Linked DNA regions of Homo sapiens: region 2 is linked to region 1. A link is an interaction called in ENCODE POLR2A ChIA-PET data of the cell type or tissue named here. Cell type or tissue: GM12878. All regions are shown on one strand. Links, peaks and the distances in the headings refer to the core of each region. The heading gives the core; the rest is flanking DNA. Region 1 overlaps TRAFD1 (TRAF-type zinc finger domain containing 1). Region 2 overlaps HECTD4 (HECT domain E3 ubiquitin protein ligase 4).

Region 1 (8,522 bases), core at 218-8,217:
GGCTGGATTTTTAAATTGGTGAATTAACATACTCATTCAACGTTGGCCAGTTTTGGCCAGATGCCATAGCTCACGCCTGTAATCTCGACATTTGGGAAAGCCAAGAAGGGAGGATCACTTGAGGCCAAGAGTTCGAGACTAGCCTGGGCAACATAACAAGACCCCAACTCTATGAAAAACAAAAATAAATAAAATTAGTCAGGCATAGAGGCCTATACCTGTAGTACCACCTATGCAGGTAGATCATTTGAGCCCAAGAATTCGAGGCTGCAGTGAGTTATGATCATGCCATTGCATGCTAGCCTGGGTGACAGAGTGAGACTGTGTCTCTTAAAAAAGGTTTTTAATTAAAAAAAAGAAAAATGACCGGGCATGGTGGCTCACGCCTTTAATCCTAGCACCTTGAGGGGCCAAGGTGGGTGGATCACCTGAGGTCAGGAGTTCAAGATCACCCTGGCCAACATGGCAAAATCCTGTCTCTACTAAAAATACAAAAAAAATTAGCCAGGCATGGTAGAGCACGCCTATAACCCCAGCTACTCAGGAGGCTGAGGAAGGAGAATCGCTTGAACCTGGGAGGTGGAGGTTACAGTGAGCCAAGACTGCACCACCGCACTCCAGCCTGCAAGACGGGAACAAGATTCCATCTCAAAAAAAAAAAAAAAACTTTGGGCTGAGTACAGTGGCTCATGCCTGTAATCCTAGCACTTTGGGAGGCTGAGGCAGGAGGACCACTTGAGCCCAGGAGTTCAAGACCAACCTGTGCAACACAGCAATAGAGACAACACCTGTCTCTATTTTTTGGGTTTTTTTTTTTTGAGATGTAGTCTCACCCTGTCATCCAGGCTGGAGTGCAGTGGCGCGATCTCGGCTCACTGCAACCTCTGCCTTCCGGATTCAAGCGATTCTCGTGCCTCAGCCTCCCAAGTAGCACACACCTCCACGCCCAGCTAATTGTTGTATTTTTAACAGAGACAGGGTTTCACCATGTTGGCCAGGCTGGTCTCAAACTCTGACCTCAAGTGATCTGCCCACCTCTGCCTCTCAAAGTGCTGGGATTACAGGCATGAGCCACCATGCCCAGCCGACCCTGTCTGTATTTAAAAAAAAAAAAAAAAAAACCTTTGGCCAGTTTTATCTCAACTAGCGAGCAAATGATACTCTATTCTCTCTCACCAAATGCTGAGGAATTTCTTAGGTTAAATAGCATGTTATCCAGGTGTTCAAGATTTTAAAATGAAGCCAGATGTGGTGGCTCACGCCTGTAATCCCAGCACTTTGGGAGGCTGAAGACAGGCAGATCACAAGGTCAGGCCAACATGGTGAAATCCCGTCTCTACTAATAATTAGCTGGGAGTGGTGGTGGGCGCCTATAATCCCAGCTACTCAGGAGGCCGAGGCAGGAGAATTGCTTGAACCTGGGAGGCAGAGGTTGCAGTAAGCCGAGATCACACCACTGCACTCCAGCCTGGGCAACAGAACAAGACTCCGTCTCAAAAAACAAACAAACAAAAAAGAATTTTAAATGAAATGACAGCTTGTAAGGCAGGCTGTGTGCTAAAGAGGTTATCCCATACTGGCAACTCTAGGGCTGGCTTCATATTCAGTGAGGCTGCCAATAACCAAACCCCAACAGAAATAATAGACTCAGTTCCAAAGGGAGATACTTCGCGAGTCTCAACATACACAAGTGAGTTCCAACAGCCAGGTAGCCGAATCTGGCAGCAGTTACATAGTCAAGGCCTCAAACAGGCTTTGAGAAACAGTATGCATGTGAGCTCACGGAGAACTAACACTCAACCAGACTGGCTTCCTGCTCTGCATGTGGGTCTGTAATCTCAGCAGGACTGGGCCCACGGTAACTCACTCCATGGACTAACCTCATGCTTCTTTAACAGCCTCTTCTCCAACTTCTTGTTACATTTGCAGGTCACCTAGAGTAAGAAGTGAGAATCAGTAAATTGGCTTTGGGACAATATGCTCATTTGCTATTGCACAATAGCAAACAGAATACATTTACGAACAACAGCAAGTATAACACATGTATAAACATTTGAGTACTTGGTGGCTCACCTGACAGTGTTCTGCAGCCATGTGAGTCTCCATGTCAGATTTGGGAAATGGTTCCTTACAGGTAGGACACATACCAATGTTCCTTTGACAGTGGATCTCATGGATGGTAAAGTTAAACACAGGAATTTCTTTTTTGCTACGGAAATAGACCAAAGAAAAAGGCAAGCATTACTGACTAATCTATGCCTTTTCTTGCACAGTGGCATCACATGGAAATCTGTCCTGTCCAATCTTTAGTCTCCATTATTTATCTTTAGTGAATACCTAGCCTACAAACTCATGACTATTACCATTCCTGCTTTTCAAGAACTAAATCCTGGCCAGGCGCGGTGGCTCATGCCTGTAATCTCAGCACTTTGGGAAGCCGAGGCAGGCGGATCACCTGAGGTCAGGCGTTCGAGACCAACCTGGCCAACATGGTGAAACCCCATCTCTACTAAAAATATAAAAATTAGCCAGGCGTGATGGCGGGCACCTGTAATCCCAGCTACTCGGGAGGCTGAGGCAGGAGAATCGCTTGAACCCAGGAGGCAGAGGTTGCTATAAAAAAAAAAAAAAAAAACTGGCCGGGCGCCGTGGCTCACGCCTGTAATCCCAGCACTTTGAGAGGCTGAGGCGGGCAGATCACCTGAGGTCAGGAGTTCGAGATCAGCCTGGCCAACATGGTGAAACCCCGTCTCTACTAAAAATACAAAATTAGCCAGGTGTGGCGGCACATGCCTGTAATCTCAGCTACTCAGGAGGCTGAGGCAGGAGAATCGCTTGAACCCGGGAGGCGGAAGATGCAGTGAGCCTAGATCGTGCCATTGCACTCCAGCCTGGGCAACAAGAGCAAAACTCTGTCTCAAAAAAAAAAAAAAAAAAAAAAAAAATTAAATCCTTTCCAGGTGCAGTAACGCCAGCACATTGGGAGGCTGAGGCAAGCAGATCACTTGAAGTTAGGAGTTCAAGACCAGCCTAGCCAACATGGTGAAACCCCGCTTCTACCAAAAATATAAAAAATTAACCAGGTGTGGTGGCGGGTACCTGTAATCCCAATTACTCGGGAGGCTGAGGCAGGAGAATCACTTGAACCCGGGAGGCAGAGGTTGCAGAAAGCTGAGATCATGCCACTGCACTCCAGCCTCGGGGATAGCAAGATTCCGTATCAAAAAAAAAAAAAAAAAGAACTAAATCCTGAAGGCTCTTCTGTGCAACATTCTGAGTTACCGGTGCTATGCACTACTACATCTAAAAGCTCAGCCTTACTTTCTCAAAGTCAGAGCTGATCACAACATGAAGTCAGATGCCAAAAAGAGTGGAGCTAGGCTATTCCAAAACCATCCATGTCCCAAAGCAGAGTGATACGCTCCAGGATTATTTTAAAACAGAAAACAAACCAAAACAACAACAAAAACAAGTGAAAAAACACCCTACCACTGATTTTCTCTCACTTTTAAGTAGTTTAATTTCATTGGATTTTATTCCATGAAAAGTCAAACCAAAAAGAGAAGACTCCAGCTTTTGGACAGTCAAAGGGGAAGGGGAAATTGTCTCCTGTATGCCTCACATGCCTTTCGAAGCAGGCTGGATGCTTCCTGACTACAGGAACATGCTCTCTGGCTGGGTTGGTAGAAACTTCACTGTAAAGCTGTACAAAAATGAAATCCTGAACCCTTTCCTCCACCAGTCTGGTCTCTCCACTTCATTTTTGCCTTTCTCACTTAGTTTAGTGGTTCAAAGATCATATCTAAGCTATACAAATTAAGGAGGTAAAGTGATAATGTTACATGAAAGAGTAAGACCATTTAAACATGAAAAGATTATACATGTACTCGAACTAAAGGTACATTCTATTCAAAGGCCTTACTTTTACTTATTTGGATAGGACCATTGTAAAATTCCAATTTCACCAGCTAAAAACTACATTAAAGAAGGTACGTATAACAATAATTCAGAAAAATAAAATACTGAACAGGATCAATACAGATAGTCATAAAACACATTATTTAATACCATATTTTGCCTCTGAAGCTGAATACTAGAAGAACTGTCTCCCATACTAAATTATAAATAGCTTATTTCTCTTTTAATAACCTTTAATATTCAGACATTGTCTAAGAAACATTTTGAAGTAGGATAAATGATGTGCCTCCAGCTATAGTCATTCTTCCAAACTGAAAGACCAAGACACCAAGGAAGTGCAAATTCATTTTCATCCAGTGGTGGAATTATCAAGCTAGGGACCCCAAGGCAGCTCTCAAAGCAGCACTGGAAGGTGACAGAACAATCAACTGTGAGAGATGGGAAGAAAACTCAAATGGATAAAGAGGAAAATTACTGACAGATTTAACTTCCCATATTTCTCTCAAATTTTTAGCTTTCTAAGGAAACTACTCATTTTGAATTAATTTAGTTAAAATAATACATCCCAACTTTTTAAAGATGTTGTGAAATGAATACTTTAATACATTACTGGTGGTAGTATAAACTGCCTAAAAACAGTCTGAAAATTCATTTCTAGGACCATAAAATTATATACTCTGTAACACAATAATCCTACTCTTGGGATTATGTATGAATATTTTCATTACAGTATCATAGAATGGTAAAAAATGAAAGTCATTAAAAATACCTAAGCAAGAAAGGAATAGCTAAGTTACATATAGTATACCAACAAAGTGAAAGAAGAAATGTTATATTGTGATTGTAAATCATGTATGTACAAATGCCATGAAAATTAAAGCCAGTAATTACTGCTTAGGGTGTAGAAAACCTGGGTTCCTTTTTCATAATATTGGCAATAATTTTTATTTTAATGGTAAATATGGAGACACTAAATGTCTAGCATTTACTTTACAAGGCTGTTCAGGATAACTTGTTGACATACTACATACACAAGGCCCCTAAAACTTTAGAATTAAAACAAAAAATATTAAGGACCACACCATCATAATATGAAGCAACAAGAATCAAAAGCAGCTGTCAAGTAAGACCACAAAGCATTTACTATTGCACATATTCACCTCTTAGGAAATGCTGAAATAAAAAAGATATTTGCAACAATTATATAAAACAGTTGCCTGCTGGGTTTTTTTCTTTTAAAATTTAACTGCCAACATATTCCTACCAAACATTCCAACCAGACCAAATACTAATATGCTTACTTCCTACCTTCGGAGAAAATGAAGATGTTTTAAGTGAGATAAATGAGCACACAATTCCGTATCCAGATAAAACTGCTAAAAGTCTCAAGGAAGGGCTAGCAAATTAGAGGTGAAATTTCATTTAGATAGAAATAGCTGAAAGGCAAACCAAAGCTTCCAGAAAAATTCCCAAGAACTTTCCAAACACTAAACACAAACAGCCAGAAATTAATTCTTTACAGGTTTAGTCAGCCTTCTATGCTAATCTGCTTTTTTCTTTAATTTCTTTGGCTTTGAATAGCATTGTTTTTCACTAGCTTTCCATTAACTCACCCTTTAACTCTCTTAGCATAGTTATTTATATTTTGTCCTAGGCTTGAGATTCCTCCTAATTGGAGTGGACTGATAAAATAGGTGTATCTTAACTAATGCTAAAAACCAATGTGTCTCTTTTCTTACAAAATCATGTTTTCTTTTGATTATTTGTTTCTGATTACTCTGTTTCAGTAGCTATACATATAAAACCCAAACAAAACTAAAATAGTTTATGAAATGGTAGAAAGTGATAGTGGCATAGCAGAAATACTCTACAATATGGCAAGACACCTACAATGAGATGAAATCTTAATTCCAAGCAGGTAAAGAATATTGTAACCAGCTGTTGCTCTAATTATATTCTAATTCTGCCAAAGTTAGGCTGAGAAGAAAGAAAAAGACAACGATGATGACAAAAATGTTATTTGGCTCAAATATTCCACCAATGAGTTAAACTATTTTCCTTATTCCACATCTCTTTCTACCACAGTTTGCTAAGGTAAACATAGCACATTGTGAAAGAAGTACCCAGTGAAGGAAAATAAAGTAATAAACATAGCAGACAGTTCTGCTTTGCTTTTTTTGTCAGCTTACAGTAACAGCACTTGTATAGCACCAAGATACCAAGATAAGTTCTTAGGAAAACCCCAACAGGAACCAGCTGATTATTAACTTTACAACCGGTTTCATTTCATCAGGAAAGAGATGCTCTTTCTTGTAATTCATGTGGGTTATAAACACCAAAATAGAAAGCTTAACTCAAGACTGTGCCAGTCTTCACTAACAGTTTTTAAATCAGGAAATGATAGTGATTAAGCTTGACTGTCCTCATTCCACTAACATTTCTTAGATTTAATGTCTTACCAGTTGTCACACAGTCGAGTTTCCTGGTCATCTAGAAATTCAGCCATCTTTAGCTCTTCCTGAAAACCACAAAGGAAGACATGAACTTTCTCTTTCATTTCTGCTTTAAAGATGACATGCAAAAAAACAAATAAAAAACTAGTATACAGAAACTGTCACCCAAACCTGCATGTTAAAGCATTTTATTCAATATCCAGTCCCTTGGGATTTTCTTATTTTAAAATTTTCAATTTAAAATAATTTTATTGGATAAGGGAGTTTTAAAAAATAAAAATAATAAAATAAAATACTTTTACTAGGCTGGGTACAGTGGCTCATGCCTGTAATCTCAGTACTTTGGGAGGCCGAGGCAGGCGGATCACTTGAGCCCAGGAGTTTAAGACCAACCTGGCCACAACATGGGGTAACGTCATGTCTACAAAAAATACAAAAAAAAAAAATTACCCAGGCATGGTGATGTGTGCCTGTAGTCCCAGCTACTCGAGAGGCCGAGGCAGGAGGAATGTGCAAGAGGAATGCTTAAGCCTAGGAGTTTAAGGCTGCAGAGAGCCATGATCATGCCACTGCACTCCAGCCTGGGTGACAGAGTGAGACCCTGTCTCAAAAATAATAATAATAATAACATCCTGGCCAGGCGCAGTGGCTCACACCTGTAATCCCAGGACTTAGGGAGGCCGAGGCAGGCAGATCACAAGGTCAGGAGATCGAGACCATCCTAGCCAACATGGTGAAACCCCCATCTCTACTAAAAATACAAAAATTAGCTGGGTGTGGTGGCGCATGCCTGTAATCCCAGCTACTCGCGAGGCTGAGGCAGGAGAATCGCTTCAACCAGGGAGTCAGAAGTTGCAGTGAGCCAAGATCGTGCCACTGCACTCCACCCTAGCGACAGAGTAAGACTCCGTCTCAAAAATAAATAAATAAATAAAAATAAAATAACATCCCTTACAGACTTCATCCAATTACCCTAAAAGCATCATAACAATAGTAAAATTATCAAATAGAGGAAATTAACACTAATACAATACTAGTAACTAATCTATAGAATTCATTCAAATTTCACCAACAAGTCAGGCACAGGGGCTCATGCCTGTACTCCCAGAACTTTGGGAGGCTGAGCTGAAGAGGATCGCTTGAACCCAGGAGTTTAAGATCAGCCTGGGCAACATGGTGAAACCCTTCTCTACAAACAATTTAAAAATTAGCCAGACGTGGTGGCACACACCTGTGGTCCCAACTACTCAGAAGGCTGAGATGGGAAGATCACTTAAGCCCAGGAGGTCAAAGCTGCAGTGAGCAGTGATTGTACCACTGCACCCTAGCCTGGGTGACAGAGTGAGATCCTGTCTCAAAAAAAAAAAAAAAAAAAAAAAAAATCACCATCCCACCCTTTTTCTGGTTCAGCATTCAATCTAGGATCACACACTGCATTTGGCTATTACTTGTAGTTAATCTCCTTTGATTTGGGAGAGTTCTTCAGTCTTTCCTTCTCTTTCATGACCTTGTTAAGCATACTGGCTTTTTTTTTTTTTTTTTTTTTAAACAGAGTCTCACTCTGCTGTCTAGGCTGGAGTGCAGTGGTGCGATCTCGGCTCACTGCGATCTCGGCTCACTGCAACCTCGACCTCAGCCTCCTGAGTAGCTGGGACCACAGGTGTGCACCACCATGCCCAGCTAATTTTTGTATTTTCAGTAGAGATGGAGTTTCACCATGTTGACCAGGCTGGTCTCAAACTCCTGACCTCATATGATCCACCAGCCAGCCTCAGCCTCCCAAAGTGCTGGGATTACAGGCATGAGTCACCGTGCCCAGCCAGCTAGTTATTTTATATAATATCCTTCAATTTGGGTTTGTCTGATATTTTCTCATGATTAAATTCAGGTTATATATTTTTGGCAAGAACACCATAGAAATCATGTTGTGCTCATCTCAGTGCCTTATATCAGAAGGTACATGATGTCAACAGTCTTATTTTACTATTGATGTAAACCATGATCACATAGTTGATATGGTGTCTGCCAAATTTCTTCACTATAAAGTTTCTCCTGCTTTTTAAACAAGATGTCAATGCAGAAAGCAAAGCACTGGCAACTTTACTACCATTGTTTAGTTTAGATTATTCCTTTCCATGATACAAAAATGGT
Region 2 (8,522 bases), core at 402-8,401, 230 kb before region 1:
CTCCCCACCTTTCCCTCTTGTTTTACAACAGTGGTTGTGGGGTGAACACAAGGAGTGTAGTCTGCTTTACAAGATGTTTAGTCAATAGTTGTAGACAAATGTAAATAACAGCAGGTGATCAACTATGGGACAAATGCATAGGAGAGAAATTGCAGAAATTGTGTAACTTTTATTTTGATCCTGTATTTTAAGCACAGCTTATGTATCTATTAATTAAAAAAAAAACTATGAGTAGTACATGAATACATTCTTGACAAAACGGAAATAACAGGTAAAACTGAAGTCCCTTTTAAGCACCATCTCTAATTTGGATCTCTGTGTCCTTCTTGCCCTGGCTAAATTAGTGAAAATTTTTTCGTGTATATTCTTCAAGACCATTTTAAAATTTTGGTGTGTATATAACACATTCTATTTTTTTCTTTTTTACATAAAGATGTCATACTAGACATATCTTTCTGTAACTTGCTTTCTTTTTAAACTCAAGGATATGTTTTGATCATTCTGTGTCTCCATATATATATCTACCACATTATTTTTAAGTGCTGCACAAGACTCTAGAAATGCCACAGTTTTATTTAGACATTCCCTATTGATGAGTATCTTAGTTTCCTGTTGCCATGTTAACAGATTATCACAAATTTCGTGGCTTAAGGCAACATGGATTTATTCTCACATTTTTGGAAGTCAAAAGTTTGAAATGAGTCTCACTGGGCTAAAAGTCAAGCATTGGTAGGTCTGGTTCCTTCTGCAGGCTCTAGGGGAGAATCTGTTCCCATGCCTTTTCCACAGCTTCTTGTGGCCACTTGTATTTCTTGGCTTGTTGCTGTTTCCTCCATCTTCAGAGTATGTTACTGCAGTCTCTCATCTGTCATCACATCGCCTTCTCCTCTGACCCACTCTTCCCACATCCCTTTTATAAGCACCCTTGTGAGTACATTTAGGGCCCACCCAGATAATACAGGATAATCCCTCCATCTCAAGATCTTTAACTTAATCACATCTGCAAAGTCCCTTTTGCCATCTAAGGTCACATTTACAGGTTCCAAGGATTAGTAGGTGGACATTTTGGTGGACGCCATTATTCAGTTGAGCACGATGGGTATTTTGGTTGTTTTCAGTTTTTCACTCTTAAAAACAGTCCTTCAGTACAGATTCTTGCATGCCTGCTCATGCACACCTGAGATTATTTCGCTAGGGTAAGTGGAATTGCTGGGTCATTGGTGACAAATTAATTTTAATAGATACTACCAAATTGCCCTCCTGTGTGATTACCAATTATAGTCCCGGTATTAGTGTTTGATAGGACCTCTTTTCCGCACACCCTCTCAGAGGCCATTTTAGAACTCATAGGTTTGCTTAATTTGGCTGGGTGAGGTGGCTCACACTGTAATCCCAGCATTTTGGAAGGCTGAGGCAGGTGGATCACTTGAGGTCAGGAGTTCGAGTCCAGCCTGGCCAACATGGGAAAACCCCATCTCTACAAAAAATGTTTTAAAAATTAGCTGGGCGTGGTGGTGGGTGCCTGTAATCCCAGCTACTTGGGAGGCTGAGGCAGGAGAATTGTTTGCACCTCAGAGGCGGAGGTTGTAGTGAGCCAAGATCACACCACTGCACTTCAGTCTGGATGACAGAGCGAGACTCTGTCTCAAAAAAAAAAAAAAAAAAAGAAATCCTAGGTTTGCTTAATAAGGCAATAACTTTCGCTCCAAAAGATGCATCCAATGGATGTAATTGGGTACCTAGAAATGCACGCTGAACCCTGGTCAGCCAAAGAAGCCAGAGTTTTCTGTCAGTGCCATCCAGCTCTTATGAGTTCACTTCAGAGCACCTCTCTTGTGGCTTGATAGCCTTCTTGTCCCGGCATAGGCTCATTTTGGTCAGTAATCCGGTTAATACAGAGACCATGTCTATATATAGGCAGGAGGGAAACAATGACTCCTTACTCCGTGATGGTTTGTGGATAGTGCCAGAGACCAGGAGAGCGAGGGAGCTGCACATACCGGGAAGAGAAGCATTGGCTCCCGAAGTGTGCTCAGAATGCACAGCAGTTGTGAGGGAGATTATTTGGACTTAGAGCCCCTGAAAATTTTCTCTCTTACATGCTAATAACATGAGTGATTCCACATTTTTTTTACCTATGTGAAAAATACCTATATTAAGTGGATTGTATTTTTATGCTATGTAAAACCTTTTTGATTATAAGTAAATAATACAGGGATGTTGTTGAAAATAGAGAAAACATCTAAAAGTATAAGAGAGACAATAAATACCCTGGGATTACACCATTCCACCAGAACGAAATTAATTTTTTATTATTTGCTTCTTCAGCTCATATTTTTATATAGATAAAATTGGGATTATATGCTATTTGCAGTTTTGGATCCTGTGATTACTTACTGGGAACATTTTGAATAAGATTTAAAGATATAATTTTTAATGTCTGCATAGTAATTTGTGGATATACTATAATTGTCTTCTGCTGTTTCTTTAAATCTGCTATTTTAAAGATAATCTACTATTTAAAGATAATATCAATTTATAGGAAGCGAAATAATTTTCAGTATTTAAAGTGTTATCTGTTTGATAGTTTGGTAAATTATAAATTTGTAGTGATTTTTAAAGTGTTTCTGTGACTTATTACTGTTACTACTTTATAATTTCGAGGGATTTTAATAGTGCTGTATGAATCCTCTCCCAATAATGTTGAATATTTGCATGGAGCTTGTAGTTTAGAAAGTGCTATTAAGCACATTTGGTGAATAATTAATGTTCCATGATGGGACACTTTGGAGTGGACACATTTGGATCCCTAGCGCTTTTACTAAAACCTGCAGTTGGCTGAATTACTAGGTCAGAGCACAGTGTGTAGCAATTTTAGATTAACAATAAGATGCATAATTTGCAAAGTATTTTATGCAAATTGTAGGTTTAGTAATGCTAATAACTACAGATTCGGCATTCAAGTAGTGGTTTTATACTAACAAAATATTAACATTCAGTTTGTATTTGTAATGGATCTTTTCAATGTTTACTATATTTGCTTTGTGCTCTGTAGTTTGTGTTATGATTTCTACTGTGTAAAGTCTAATACAATAGATGTAGCTATTTATGGGGCAGAGTAGAAAATCTGGACCTTCTATCTCTATGACGTGTTAGCGTTTTTTTTTTTTTTTTTTTTTTTTTTTTGAGATGGAGTCTCCCTCTGTTGCCCAGGCTGGAGTGCAATGGCAAGATCTTGGCTCACTGCAACCTCTGCCTCCCGGGTTCAAGCGATTCTCCTGCCTCAGCCTCCCAAGTAACTGGGATTACAGGTGCATGCCACCACACCCAGCTAAATTTTTGTATTTTTATTAGAGATGGGGTTTCACCATGTTGGCCAGGCTGGTCTTGAACTCCTGACCTCAGATGATCCACCCACCTCCACCTCCCAAAGTGCTGGAATTACAGGCGTGAGCCACTGGGCCCTGCCGGAAGCATTTTTTCAGTTGAGTTTATAAATAAACTTTCCTTTCCCTCAGGGGTTCTGAACCTAAATAGGATTCAGAGATGCATGGGATCCATGAATAGAATTCATGGCATCTGTGACCTTGGATGGGAAAGAAAATATGTATCTTTATTTTCACATACCTTTAGCTGAAATTCAGCCTTTTGTTTTGTTTTCTTTCTTTCTTTCTTTCTTTCTTTCTTTCTTTCTTTCTTTTTTTTTTTGAGACCAAGTCTTACTCTGTCACCCAGGCTGGAGTGCAGTGGCACAATCTCGGCTCACTGCAACCTCTACCTCCCCGGTTCAAGTGATTCTGCCTCAGCCTCCCAAGAAACTGGGATTACAGGTGTGCGCCACCACACCTGGCTAATTTTTGTATTTTTGGTGGAGATGGGGTTTCACCATGTTGGCCAGACGGGTCTCGTACTCCTGACCTCAAGTAATCTGCTTGCCTCGGCTTCCCAAAGTGCTGGGATTACATGCGTGAGCCACTACACCCAGCCAAAATTTAGCATTTTCTCCCTCTGAAGGCAGTCAACAAACCCAAGTAGTATTGGCAGTGTACCCACATGTACGATACAAAAAAAAAATAGTAACAAGCAATTTTTTCTTTTTCTTTTTCTTTCTTTTTTTTTTTTTTTTGAGACAGAGTTTCACTCTTGTTGCCCAGGCTGAAGTGCAATGGCGCGATCTCAGCTCACTGCAACCTCCGCCTCCTGGGTTCAAGCGATTCTCCTGCCTTAGCCTCCAAGTAGCTGGTATTACAGGTGCCCATCACCATGTCTGGCTAATTTTTGTATTTTTAGTAGAGATGGGGTTTCACCATGTTGGCCAGGCTGGTCTCTAACTCCTGACCTCAGGTGATCTGCCCACCTTGGGTTCCCAAAGTGCTGGAATTACAGGCGCTCTTTTTTTTCTTCTTCTTTTTTTTAATGTTGAAATAATTAAGAATGTTGCGCCCAGCAACAGGCAATTTTTTCAAAAAAGAACAATGTCTTTTTTAAGAGACACGGTCTCACTTTGTTGTCCAGGCTGAGTACAGCAGCATAATCATAGCTCACTGCCACCTCAATTTCCTGAGCTCAAGCAATCCCGCCATCTCAGCTTCCCAAGTAGCTGGGACTATAGGCTCACACCACCATGCCTTACTAATTTTTTATTTAAAAAAAATTTTTTTGTAGACATGGGGGTCTCACTACGTTGCCCAGGCTTGTCTTGAACTCCTGAGCTCAAGTTGTCTACCCACCTTGGCCTCCCAAAGTGCTGGGATTAGATGTGAGCCACTGTGCTCTGCCAAAATGGAACAATTTTTTTTTGTTCACCAGGTATTTTGGGTTTTTCCCCTCTTGTCTGAGGGAGAATGTTGGTCAGCTGAAAGTATGCGAATAAAATTTAATAAAATTTTGTTAGTATTGGTATCTTATACTGCTAATCATTTTAAACAGGTAACCTCAAACGGTAACTGTTGCCTATAATCCCAGCACTTTGGGAGGCTGAGGCGGGTGGATCGCCTGAGCCCAGGGGTTTGAGACCAGCCCGGGCAACATGGTGAAACCCGGTCTCTACTAAAAATACAAAAAATTAGCTGGGCGTGGTGGTATACACCCAAGTCCCAGGTACTCGGGAGGCTGAGGTGGGAGGATCACTTGAGCCCAGAAGGCAGAGGTTGCAGTGAATCAGCCGAGATCGCTCCACTGCACTCCAGCCTGGGCAACACAGGGAGACCCTGTCTCAAAAAAAAAAAAAAAAACAAAAAAAAAACACAAAGAAGCAGCAGTAACAGTTGCTATCCCAAGAGAAACATTGTTTTTAAAATCTAAATGCATTTTTGCTTCTGTCCACTTATAGAGTACAATTATATGCCTGCAGTTTCTTTTGTTGTTCAGATTGTTGTTTTACATTAGTATTGTCAAGGTTCAGGAGTTTTACTTAAATAGCCTCCAGAACTGCACTGTCCAGTTGGTAGCCACCACCCACATGTGGCTATTGAGCAGTTGAATGTGGCTGGTCAGAAGTGAAATGTGCTGAAAGTATAATACACATCAGATTTGTGAAGGCTTCATGCAAAAAAAATTTTAAAAGAACTCAGTGGTAATATTTTATTTTTAATTTTAATTTACATTTTTAGAGACAGGGTCTCACTCTGTCACCTAGGCCAGAGTGCAGTGGCACTATCGTAGCTCACTGTAACCTTGAACTCCTGGGCTCAGCCTCCCCAGCAGCTAGGACTATAGGCATATGCCACCACACCCGGCTAGTAATAATCCATATTGATTAAATGTTGAAATGATGATTTGTATATATAATGGGTTAAGTAAAATATATTTAAATTAAAAATACTAGAATTAATTTTATCTGTTTATTTTTACCTTTTTTAACATGGCTTCTGGAAAATATTAAATTACATATGTGTTTTATGTATTTCTGTTAGATAACGCTTTTTAGATAGAGGTCAGTAAACTGGCTTTCAGGGTCATATCCAGCCAACTAGCTGTTTTCATAAATAAAGTTTTATTGGAACATAATCAGCCTATTTGTTTACATATTGTCTGCCTTCATGCTACAAAGCAGAATTGAGTAGTTGTGACAAGATCTTATGCCCCACAAGCCTTCTAGGGCTCTGTGATCAAATAAGATCATAAGTTGAGGACACAGGTCAGGAAAAATTCACTAATGGAGAATAAAATAAGAATAGGTAGTTATTTTTGATGAACTAAAGTAGTTCACATGAGACTCTAGGAATTTTAATTGCAGTTACACTTTTTATTTTTAAAATTTTTATTTTTTTATTGAGACAGGGTCTCGCTTTGTTGTCCATGGCTGGAGGGCAGTGGCGCGCAGTCACGGCTCACTGCAGTCTGGACCTCCCGGGCTCAATTGATTCAAGTGCCTCAGCCTCTAGAGTAGCTGGGGCTACAGGCCCATGCCACCACGGCTGGCTAATTTTTGTGTTTTTGTAGAGATGGGGTTTCATCATGTTGTTCAGGCTGGTCTCAAACTCCTGGGCTGAAGCTATCTATCTGCCTTGGCCTTCCAGGGTGCTGGCATTACAAGCCTGAGCTGCTGCTCCTGGCATACATTTTGCCTTTTATTTATTTATTTTTTTTTTTTTTTGAGAGAGAGAGTCTTGCTCTGTCACCCAGGCTGGAGTGCAGTGGCGTAATCTCGGCTCACTGCAAGCTCCGCCTCCCAGGTTCAAGTGATTCTCCTGCCTCAGCTTCCCAAGTATCTGGGACTACAGATGTGTGGCACTATGTCCAGCTAATTTTTGTATTTTTTGTAGAGATGGGGTTTTACTATATGTTGGCCAGGCTGGTCTCGAACTCCTGACCTCAGGTGATTCACCTGTCTTAGCCTCCCAAACTGCTGGGATTACAGGCGTGAGCCACCGTGCCCAGCCCATTTTGCATTTTAGATAAGAAGGAAACACTTCTCAACAGTTGTAATATTATTAATATTTTTAATATTGGAACCTAGATAAGTAATGTGGGGTCACGACCTTTGATTTTTTTTTTTTTTTTTTTTTTTTTGGAGATTGAGTCTTGCTCTGTCATCCAGGCTGGAGTGCAGGGGTACGATCTCGGCTTACTGCAACCTCTGCTCACTGCAACCTCTACCTCCCAGGTTCAAGCAATTCTCCTGCCTCAGCCTCCTGAGTAGCTAGGATTGCAGGCGCACGCCACCACTGCCTGGTTAATTTTTTTATTTTTAGTAGAGATGGGGTTTCACCATGTTGCCCAGGCTGGTCTTGAACTCCTGACCTCGTGATCCACCTGCCTCGGCCTCCCAAAGTGCTGGGATTACAGGCCTGAGCCACTGTACCTGGCCTGACCTTTGATTTTTGTATAGAGCATAGTGCATTTTATGTAGAGAATAATGAATTCCAGAGAGATTTCTGAAAATAGCTAGTTAGATGGAGTTAATTGAAAATATGTTGCTTTGATCATCGTTCTAAAAATATTAATGACTTTGAATGAATTTTTTGCTTAACTTAGTTGTTCTATGATCAAGTAGTGAACTTGAGCACTATTCTATTTATTTTGCACATTTTTAGGTTTTTAGTAAACCTATTCTATGTCCATTAAGCCACTTTTATTGAGTAGCAGTACCTTGAAAACTGGGCCGGACAAGGTGGCTCATGCCTGTAATCCCAGCACTCTGGGAGGCCGAGATGGGAGGATTGCTTGAGCTCAGGAGACCAGCCTGGGCAACACAACAAGACCTCATCTTTATATATAAGAGAGAGAGAGAGAGTGTGTGTATGCTTGTGTGTATACACACATATATAAATTTTATATACACATGAATACATATTACATGTTATATATAAATTTTAAAAAATTAAAAAAGAATGGAACTGTTACAGAAGTTTTAAGATTTAATATAATCTAATTACTGATTAGCGTAATAAAACTATTGATTATAATTTATTTAAAACATTACAAAATGCTTAAAATTTAAAAAAATTAAAATGTTAGAGGAATTTTTGAAAATTTAGAAGATGTAGAAAAGCATAAGGGAGGCTGGGCGCAGTGGCTCATGCCTGTAATCCCAGTACTTGGGGAGGCCCAGACAGTTGGACCACATGAGGTCGGGAATTCGAGACCAGCCTGGCAAACATGGTGGAACCCCGTCTCTACTAAATATACAAAAATTAGCCGGGCATGGTGATGTGTGCCTGTAGTCCCTGCTACTCTAGAGGCTCAGGCAGGAGGACTGATTGAGCCTGGAAGTTTGAGGCTGCAGTGAGCTGATTTTGCCAGTGCACTCCAGCCTGGTTGACAGAATGAGACCCCATCTCAAAAAAAAAAAAAAATTTTAGAATTAGTTCAAGAGAGAATACAGGGAAATGTCTCCTTGCTAACATAACGCTCCCCACCTGCCTCCACCACCACCAACTTCCCAGCAGCAGCCAGTATTAGTAGTTACTTAGATGCTCCCCAGAGGTAGTGAGTGCACGTATGAGTGATGCGTAGGCAGATTCCTCTCTGACCTGGTCTCCTGATGTGCTCCCCTCCCTCCCATCACTCCACTGCAG

Evidence for each region. ChIA-PET counts read pairs that join two places held together with the same protein. Peaks named below come from ENCODE experiments on the same cell type or tissue, not always from the same donor. Only the 100,000 strongest peaks of a DNase experiment are listed, where the experiment ranks them.
Region 2: POLR2A ChIA-PET joins it to region 1 with 5 read pairs; 5 of 35 experiments call an interaction of 5 or more read pairs at or near these places.

Annotation. Positions count from the first base shown.
Region 1 is chr12:112,128,425-112,136,946 of GRCh38, reverse strand. TRAFD1 (TRAF-type zinc finger domain containing 1) reads right to left here. Exons shown (of 12, transcript NM_006700.3): 2 at 6,378-6,436; 3 at 2,074-2,209; 4 at 1,881-1,934. The coding sequence starts at 6,424. Among named protein-coding and RNA genes, the nearest start is that of TRAFD1, 7.1 kb to the right of the region's middle. RefSeq lists an enhancer at 6,184-6,233. In GM12878, for the core only: no CTCF peak of the experiment used is centred there; a DNase peak (open chromatin) is centred at 6,356; H3K4me3 peaks cover 2,614 bases; H3K27ac peaks cover 3,637 bases.
Region 2 is chr12:112,362,485-112,371,006 of GRCh38, reverse strand. All of the region lies in intron 1 of HECTD4 (HECT domain E3 ubiquitin protein ligase 4), which reads left to right. Among named protein-coding and RNA genes, the nearest start is that of HECTD4, 16 kb to the left of the region's middle. In GM12878, for the core only: no CTCF peak of the experiment used is centred there; no DNase peak of the experiment used is centred there.